3 separate regions of the Homo sapiens genome follow, and all the other regions are linked to region 3. The links are chromatin contacts, found by Hi-C in ENCODE. All regions are on one chromosome and are shown on one strand. The core of a region is the stretch at or near the end of the contact, and the rest is flanking DNA. Distances in the headings are between cores, read along the strand shown. Region 1 overlaps ZFAND4 (zinc finger AN1-type containing 4). Region 2 holds the start of WASHC2C (WASH complex subunit 2C). Region 3 holds the start of ZNF22 (zinc finger protein 22).

The links. A loop is a pair of places that touch in the nucleus more often than their neighbours do. Pooled maps may share reads with other maps.
Region 1: a loop to region 3 is called in a pooled map, with 5 times the contacts of the local background. The contact joins the enhancer-like site here to the promoter of ZNF22 in region 3. A Hi-C loop is called at or near these places in 1 of 168 maps with a recorded cell type or tissue (heart left ventricle), 2 of 37 single-sample maps with no recorded cell type and 3 of 50 pooled maps.
Region 2: a loop to region 3 is called in a map of CD8-positive, alpha-beta T cell, with 4 times the contacts of the local background. The contact joins the promoter of WASHC2C here to the promoter of ZNF22 in region 3. A Hi-C loop is called at or near these places in 1 of 168 maps with a recorded cell type or tissue (CD8-positive, alpha-beta T cell), 2 of 37 single-sample maps with no recorded cell type and 15 of 50 pooled maps.

Annotation. Positions count from the first base shown.
Region 1 is chr10:45,652,312-45,655,011 of GRCh38, forward strand. It overlaps ZFAND4 (zinc finger AN1-type containing 4), which reads right to left. Exons shown (of 10, transcript NM_174890.4): 3 at 673-748. Among named protein-coding and RNA genes, the nearest start is that of ZFAND4, 19 kb to the right of the region's middle. RefSeq lists an enhancer at 2,285-2,384. Within about 2 kb of position 1,388, at least 2 of the 41 ENCODE cell types and tissues checked have a DNase peak (open chromatin) inside an H3K27ac peak, as active enhancers do.
Region 2 is chr10:45,725,991-45,728,690 of GRCh38, forward strand. It overlaps WASHC2C (WASH complex subunit 2C), which reads left to right and starts at 1,276. Exons shown (of 31, transcript NM_001330074.2): 1 at 1,276-1,330; 2 at 1,427-1,549. The coding sequence starts at 1,328. LOC107984227 (RNA guanine-N7 methyltransferase activating subunit-like) reads right to left here and starts at 1,192. Exons shown (of 1, transcript NR_199876.1): 1 at 1-1,192. RefSeq lists enhancers at 502-1,247, 1,248-1,992 and a silencer at 967-1,016.
Region 3 is chr10:44,999,491-45,002,190 of GRCh38, forward strand. It overlaps ZNF22 (zinc finger protein 22), which reads left to right and starts at 1,433. Exons shown (of 2, transcript NM_006963.5): 1 at 1,433-1,488. LOC124902530 reads left to right here. Exons shown (of 3, transcript XM_047426129.1): 3 at 1,290-2,700. The coding sequence ends at 1,919. It overlaps ZNF22-AS1 (ZNF22 antisense RNA 1), which reads right to left and starts at 1,313. Exons shown (of 4, transcript NR_126421.2): 1 at 1,040-1,313; 2 at 796-926. RefSeq lists a silencer at 1,473-1,822 and an enhancer at 1,549-2,049.

The DNA.
Region 1 (2,700 bases), core at 138-2,637, 650 kb after region 3:
AAAGGAGGCCCAGAGAACAAAAGTGGCATGCCGGAGACCCAAAGTGCAGAAAATAGCAAATCTATTTAATAAAACAGAAAATAGAAAAATAACAAGGTCTCCTGACTCTCAGTGCTCTTACAGCTATTCCACACTGCCTCTTATCCTTTTACTCTTTTCTTAACAAAAGAGTGATGAATTATGTGAAAGAGGGGAGAAATAAGAGAGACAAAGTGTCAGAAAGTACGTTGGTAGTCACTGGTGCACACAGCATTGCTTAGTAACAAAAGGAGGGCTTAATGAGAAAGGAAAGACTTTGGGAAGAACAATTCTCTCTTATCCAAAACTCTTGTAAAAACAGAAAGAAAGGAACATAGCCAGGAAGGAATGGTTCAATATTCAAAGAAAGGAGAAAAGTAGGCAAGAAGATAATAGGAGGATTTCAAAAGGCAGGAGATAAACAGCTTGACATGAAAAATGAAAAGGGAAAATAAATGTATCAGAGGATAAAGGTTAAAGTAGTATACAGTACCAAACTAATGCATCTAAAGTTCAGGATGTATAATGAAATCTAGGAATGTGAACTATTCAGGAGAAAAACAGACATGATCTAAGAGTTCAAAAGAAAAACATTAGCATATGGAGTCATAATACTAAGTGCCTACAAAACAGCCAATATGCAATTACACTCACTTGTAATCATTCAAGCAATAATCATTTTCAAGTTCCATGTTATTCCAAATTAAGTGTTGTCGACAGATGGGAATACCTTAAGGGAAAGTTATTAAAAAAAAGTGTTAAAGAATTCAATAGCATCTCCAAAAGAGTATGATACAAATCTATTTCATTAAGGAACTAAGAGCACTAAAAAATTAAACATTCTTCTAAATTGAATGCTAGGTGCTAAAATTTACAGAATCATAGGTAGAAGGCATGCCTAAAAGGAGATATAGTCCAATCCATTCACTGTAGAAAAGAACAGCATGTTGCAATAACTCTCTGGTCCTAAAACAAGGTATAAGATAGGGATCCCTTTAAAAGGCAAGATATCATGCTCCTGCACAGCAAAAGAAACTATCAACAGAGTAAAGAGATGATCTACAGAATGGGAGAACATATTCACAAACTATGCATCTGACAAAGATCTAATATCTACGATCTGTAAAGAACTTAATTCAACAAACAAAGAACAACCCCATTAAAAAATGGGCAAAGGACATGCATGAACAGACACTTCTCAAAAAAAGACATATATGTGGCCAACAAATATATTTAAAAAGCTCAACATTACTAATCATTAGACAAATGTAAATCAAAACCACAATGAGATACAAGCTCACACCTGTCAGAATGGCTATTAATAAAAAGTCAAAAAATAACTGATGTTGTCAAGGTTGAGGAGAACAGGGAACGCATACACTGCTGGTGGGAATGCAAATTAGTTCAGCCATTGTGGAAAGCAATGTGGAGATTTCTCAAAGAGTTTAAAACAGAACGACCATTGAACCCAACAATCCCACTACTGGGTATATACCCAGAGAAAAATAAATCACTCTATCAAAAAGACACATGCACTAGTATGTTCATCACAGTACTATTCACAATACAAAAGAGATGAAATCAATCAAGATGCCCCTGCAACAGTGGACTGGACAAATAAAATGTGGTGCATATACACCACAGAACACCATGCGGCCATAAAAAGAATAAAATCATGTCCTTTGCAGCAACATGAATGCAGCTGGAGGCCATCATCCTAAGAGAACAAATGCAGGAACAGAAAACCCAAATAACATGTGTTCTCACTTATAAGCAGGAGCTAAACACTGAGTATATATGGAGACAAAGATGGGAACAATAAACACTAGGGACTACATGGGGAGGGAAGGGGATGTGGGTTGAAAAACTACCTATCGAGTACTATGCTCACATCCTGGGTGACAGGATAATTCATACACCAAACTTCAGCAACACACAATTTACCCACGTAACAAACCTACCCATGTATCCACTGAACCTAAAAGTTGAAAAAACAAAAAAAGATATTGGGCTGGGCACAGTAGCTCATGCCTGTAATTCCAGCACTTTAGGAGGCCGAGGCAGGTGGATCACGAGGTCAAGAGATCGAGACCATCCTGGCCAACATGGTGAAACCCCGTCTCTACTAAAAATACAAAAATTAGCCAGGCATAGTGGCAGGCGCCTGTAGTAGCAGCTACTCTGTAGGCTGAGGCAGGAGAATCACTTGAACCTGGGAGGCAGAGGTTGCAGTGAGCCGAGATTGCGCCACTGCACTCCAGCCTGGCAACAGAGTGAGACTCCATCTCAAAAAAAAAAAAAGATATCATGAATCAGGCCTGAAGAGTTTAGTATTTGAGGCCTAAAATGGAAATCAAAAGCAAGCAGGAGTAGCTATTCTTATATCAGAGAAAACAGAGTTTAAAGCAACAATATTACAAAAAAAGACAAAGAAGGTCATTATATAATGATAAAAGGATCAATCCAACAAGAAGATATTACAATCCTAAATATATATGCACCTAACTCTTGAGCTCCCAGATTCATAAAACAATTGCTATCAGGAAAAGAGATAAACAACAACACAATAATAGTGGGGGACTTTAACACTCCACTGACAGCACTAGACAGGTCATCAAGCCAGAAAGTCAACAAAGAAAAAATGGACTTAAACTGCACTCTAGAACAAATGGACCTAACAGA
Region 2 (2,700 bases), core at 26-2,525, 730 kb after region 3:
AGCAAACATCTCTTCAAAATTTGGAACAGCTTTGGCAGTGTCAGTCATTCTGAAATTCCCAAAGATTTGAGGCAGCTGTATTGTTTAATGTTTAGGTTGTTTAAATCCGCCAAGGGCTGTGTCTATCTAGCTCGGGCCGAACCCCGCCAGCGAGACACTAAGAGACCGCAGGAGAGGTGGCCTCTGGCCCACCACACCGTGGAACTCCAGACCACCCCAGCTCTCCAATGTAGCGGAGACCCTTCCGCTAGCCATAGAAAATAACTTAAGTCACTTAAGCTGTACTTGGGGTAATCAGGTTATTTAATGAGGTGATAACTGAGGTGACTACAAAAGAAAAGTCTGGGATTGGGTGTGTGAGCAAGGTGCATGGGGACAGTGGTATGTTCTAGGTTGAAGGCTCACCCTAGGCCAAGCACCGTGGCACCTGTTTTACAATATCATAACTTTAATATCACATCCTTGCAAGATATGTAGCTTCGTTTTACTGAGGAAAGCTCAGAAAAGTTAAATAACTCGCCCTTGGGCACACATGACTGGAAAGAAATTGGGATTTTTATTTTAGTAAGTAAGTTGGTCAGGCACAAGGGCGACTCAGCAGAGGGAACTTCAAGGAAGTGTGAGACAACAGCTGGAGCCCTGAGCTGGGAGAGTGGAGGACGAATTATAAAGAGTTTTATGCCTGCCATAATGAGAAGCTTGTCCTTGAACTTGAGGGGAATGCTGAGAGTGCAAAGGACTTTAAGCAGGCCCTACACAGTGGCAGCCAAGCAGGTCATAAAGAGCAAGATGATGCCCAGGCAGATCAGGGATTCTCTTATCTACAGAGCGTCCGCCTACCAGCTCCTTCACAGCAGCGGATTTTGCTGCAAGAGAAGAGGCAGCAGGCCAGGCCTTTTCCTTCGCCCACAGCGCCTACGTCGAAGGCTCCCAGGCTGGTTGCTCCACTGGCTGCTTGAGGTCCCCTCTCTCCAGACCCGCCGAACTGGCGGCCGGTGCTTTGGCCGATCCCGCGCCGCTGCCTCGGGCCTTGGGCGGCAGCGCCCCCCGCCCAACCCGCCTCTGCAGCGTTCCTGGCGTCAGCCCCTATCCTCCAGCTTCCTCCGCCCCAACCTAGGGTAGAACCCCAAACTCCAGTCCCAGTCCACTTCCGCAGCTTCCTCCCCTCAGCATCGCAGGTCGGATCACGTGCGGGTTCTGTCACGTGACATCAGGTCACGTGAGGCCGGTCACGCCCCGGGCAGCTTGGCTGGGGCTAGGCTTCCGGGGCTCTGCGGTCCTCGGCCTGTGCTGGCAGCCTCGGAGCCCACCGAGCCGGGCGGCTGGGATGGTGAGGGCGGCGGGCCGGAGAGGGGCCGGCCTGGGCTGGGGCCGCCGTCCCTGCCGCCCTCAGGCTCAGCCTCTCTTCTCGTTTTTTTCGCTGCAGATGAACCGGACGACCCCCGACCAGGAGCTGGTGCCGGCGTCGGAGCCCGTGTGGGAGCGGCCGTGGTCGGTGGAGGAGATCCGCAGGAGCAGCCAGAGCTGGTCGCTGGCGGCCGACGCGGGCGTGAGAGGCGGGCCCCGGGGACGCGAGAGCGGCAGGGGTGACGCTTGGCTTGCGCGCAGGAGGGCCGGACCGCGACTGCCCCTGCACCTGGCCCGTCCCGTTGCCTGCCCTCTTAGGAACACACGCCCCGTTTAGCCCCCGAGAATGCCACCCTGGCAGTCCCCGGCCACCAGGGAGAGGGGCAGACCCTGACCGTGGCCCAGACGCGACGTTCCCTTCATGGGGTTTCTGGCTCAGCTCCATCCGGAGGGGAGATCCGTTTCCGCCACACTGAGGGATTGCTCGGGCACTAGGGAGGCGATTCCTGTTGGGACCTGGACTAAATGGGGTGGGAAACAAGCCAGTATGTGGATATCCTTTAATGGGATTCTTCAAATCGGGGGCCCAAAAAGCTCAGAACTGTTCGAGTCCCAAATGAATAGGATTTTTGAATAAGAGTGGTGGTTGATTAGCTAACCCTTGGTCTGTGATCTCTGTAGATTGACAACCAAAGAGGACTTTTAAAAGGAGACAGGGTTTTGCCCTGTCGCCCAGGCTGGAGTGCAAGTGGCTCGATCTTGGCTCACTGAATCCTCTGGGGTTCAGGTGATCCTCTCACCTCAGCGTCCTGAGTAGCTGGGACTATAGGCGTCCACCACACCTGTCTGATTTGTTTATTTATTTAATTTTAGTAGAGATGGGGGTCTTGCTATGTTGCCCAGACTGGTCTGCAACTCCTGGACTCTAGCGATAACCCTGCCTCAGCCTCCCAAAGTGTTGGATTACAAGCGTGAGCCACCATACCCAGTGCCAAAAAGGGATTTTAAATTTTTCCAGAAACGAGATAGGTGTCCATTAGCTCACTGCCACTCTTTTGATGAGCTTTCTTAGTGTTTTCCAATGTCACTTGGTTTTAGTACTTGTCAAACCAGCATTCCGGCCGGGCACAGTGGCTCACACCTGTAATCCTAGCACTTTGGGAGGCCGAGGTGGGCGAATCACGAGGTCAGGAGTTCGAGACCAGCCTGGCCAACATGGTGAAACCCCGTCTCTACTAAAAATACACAAAATTAGTTGGGCGTTGTGGCGGGCACCTGTAATTCCAGCTACTCGGGAGGCTGAGGCAGGAGAATCGCTTGAACGCGGGAGGTGCAGTGAGCCGAGATGGCGCC
Region 3 (2,700 bases), core at 183-2,682:
ACTGTATTACTTCAGGCAGGTCAGCCTCTCTTGCTTCAGTTTACTGATTTGCAAGACAGATATGATAATCTGTGCTTCATGAGACTATGGTGAAGATGAATAACCAGAAGATAAGATGTAAAAGTACTTTGTAAACAATAAGGCATCTTATAAATTCATTCATTCAACAGCTATTTACTGAGTGTCTGTTCCCTGCTGAGCACTGTTTTCAGCACTGCAGACACAATAAAGAACTAAAGAGACAGATCATGAGAGGCATCGGGTGCCACTGCGAGGTCCTTGGCTTTGCTCTAATAAGTTGGGAAGCCTTTGAAGGTTTTGAACAAATGAATGACATGATCTAACTTAGGTTTAAGAGGATTACTCTGGGGCCGTGAATAGACTGTAGGGCAACCCGTCTGGAAGCCAATATAATAATCCAGAAGGTGGATGAAGGTGGCTTGGTGGTTATAGCAGTGGAAGTGTTGAAAGTGGCTTGATAATGAATATATTTTAACGATGAAGCCGACAGAATTTGTGGATAAATCACAGGTGAATTTTGGATGAAAAAAAGAAGAGACAACAGTGACATCAAGGTTTTTGGCTTGAGCAACTGGAAAGATGATGGGATCTTCACCCATCCCTGGGAAGAAGACTGTTGCAAGAACAGGTTAGGTAGATATCAGGAATTCATTTGGGGGGTATGTTAGGTTTGGGATGTCCATTACACATGCAAATGCAGCTCTTGAGTAATCAGTTCGATATACAAGTCTAAAGTTCAATAACATTTATGTCCCACAGTCAGACTGGAGTTACCAATGCGGGAGTCTTCAGCATGCAGCAATAGCATTGGAAGCCAAAAGGCGGAGGAGCTCCCCAGGGAGTGGGGGAACACGGAGGTCAGCTGGTCAGATGACTGAGCACGGCCAGGATGGCTGAGGAGGAGCCTGGAAGGAATAAGAACAAAGAGAGATCATTACTAATGAGCAACAAAAGGGGTGTGTTGAAATCAGACTTTGGAGCCACAAAGAACCATTCCAATTCTGGGTCGTCCGCTTACACACGGTGAACGGAGCACATTTCTTCTCTGAGCCTTGGTTCCTTTCCTGTAAATGGAGTATAACCACTCCCATCTTGCAGGAGCTTTTTGGTGATAATTAAGGTGACTTCGTGAAAAGTACCAGGGTCTCAAAAATCTCAAAATTTGTGGAAAGTATGCAGTTTCTAGGTTGGAGAGGCTAGAGTTTGGTTTCAAAAGCCTCGACCACACACAGGGGCGGTTACAGCTCTTGAGGTCCCGGGGGTCACAGGACGCCTTCCGAGTTGGGGGGAGGAGAAAACAAAACCACAGGAAGAAACGAACAACGCTTTCGGGTGGGCCCGGGACCATAGAGGGTCGCTCCGCCACTTTCCTAGAGCGACCGCGGCGGCGCCAGAGCGCGGCGAGGCCCTCACTTCCGGCGGCGCGGGAGGCGCCCAGCGAGCCAGAGTGGTGGCTGGTCCCGCGCGGTGAGTGGGATTGGGGCACTTGGGGCGCTCGGGGCCTGCGTCGGATACTCGGGTCCGCTCGGGAGCGCGCTGGCCGCAACGAGGGCGGCGCGGGCCCGGGCGATGGCGTGGCTTGCGTCTCCCGCCTCCGGGCAGGGCCTGGCCGCCGGGCGGGGGCGGGAGGGCCACGCGGGCCCAGGGTGGGGCCGCGGCCTGCGCGGCGGGCGGGCCGGGTCAATGAGGAGCGGCCGGCGGAGTGCTGGGAACGGGAGGCTTGGACTGGGGGCCCGGGCGAGGCGCGGCCCGCGGCGGGTGGAACTGGGCGGGTGAGCAGCAGCCCCGGCCCCTTCCGTCGCTCGGAGCGTTCGAGGACTAGATACGTGGAACAAATGCTTAGGCAGCACAGGGCTGCTCTGAGCGGTTTTCAGATTCAGACTCATTGCAACTTCTAACATCTTGATGGTGTTGCCACTTTATCATTACCCTCCCCATTTTACGAGGAAACTGAGGCACATTCCAGTTAGCTGGGTGTGCAAGAACAGCAGCTTCTGTCACTCAGGTTTAACTTCGTGCTTGCCCCTGCTGGGGAGCTATGCAAAGCACGGGTCGCCGCGCTGGACTGAGCAATGGAAGATGTGGCTGCCACTAAGAGTACAGGCTCTGGAGTCAAACTGCTAGGGTCTGGGAACCCGGCCAGTGCCTTCTAGCATTGTGCCCTCGTTTCCTTAACTTAAAACGGAAATAACTGCATAAAGGTGCCAGGAGAATTAAAGAGCTAGCACAGAATCAAGTTACACAGTGTCTGGCACATACTAGTATGATTGCCTCATCCGTAGGTGGATTTGACAGTCTGAGTTTCTGACTAGATCTGACTTCCATTGTATTAAATGCGTGTGCTTTTATGTATAATGACCATTATAGTTATTAAAAAAAAAAAAAAGCAACACCAACACCATGTACCTAACACAATGTCTCCTGTGTGGTAGATGTTCTGTAAATATTTGCTTAAGTTAAGGAGTGGGTAGTCCTAACTGTAATCTTGTGTTATATGCGGCTTACTCTTACGCTGACCATAATTACAGCTGATGTAATTATTAAATATCCAGATAAAGTCCTGGACCTAAAGTCTCAATTATACAATAAGATGAAAGGAAGGCAAGAAAAATTATGTTTTTGTTTTCATTTATTTGCTTTATATGTTTGTATGCAAAGAAACCCAGAATAATTGTTTCT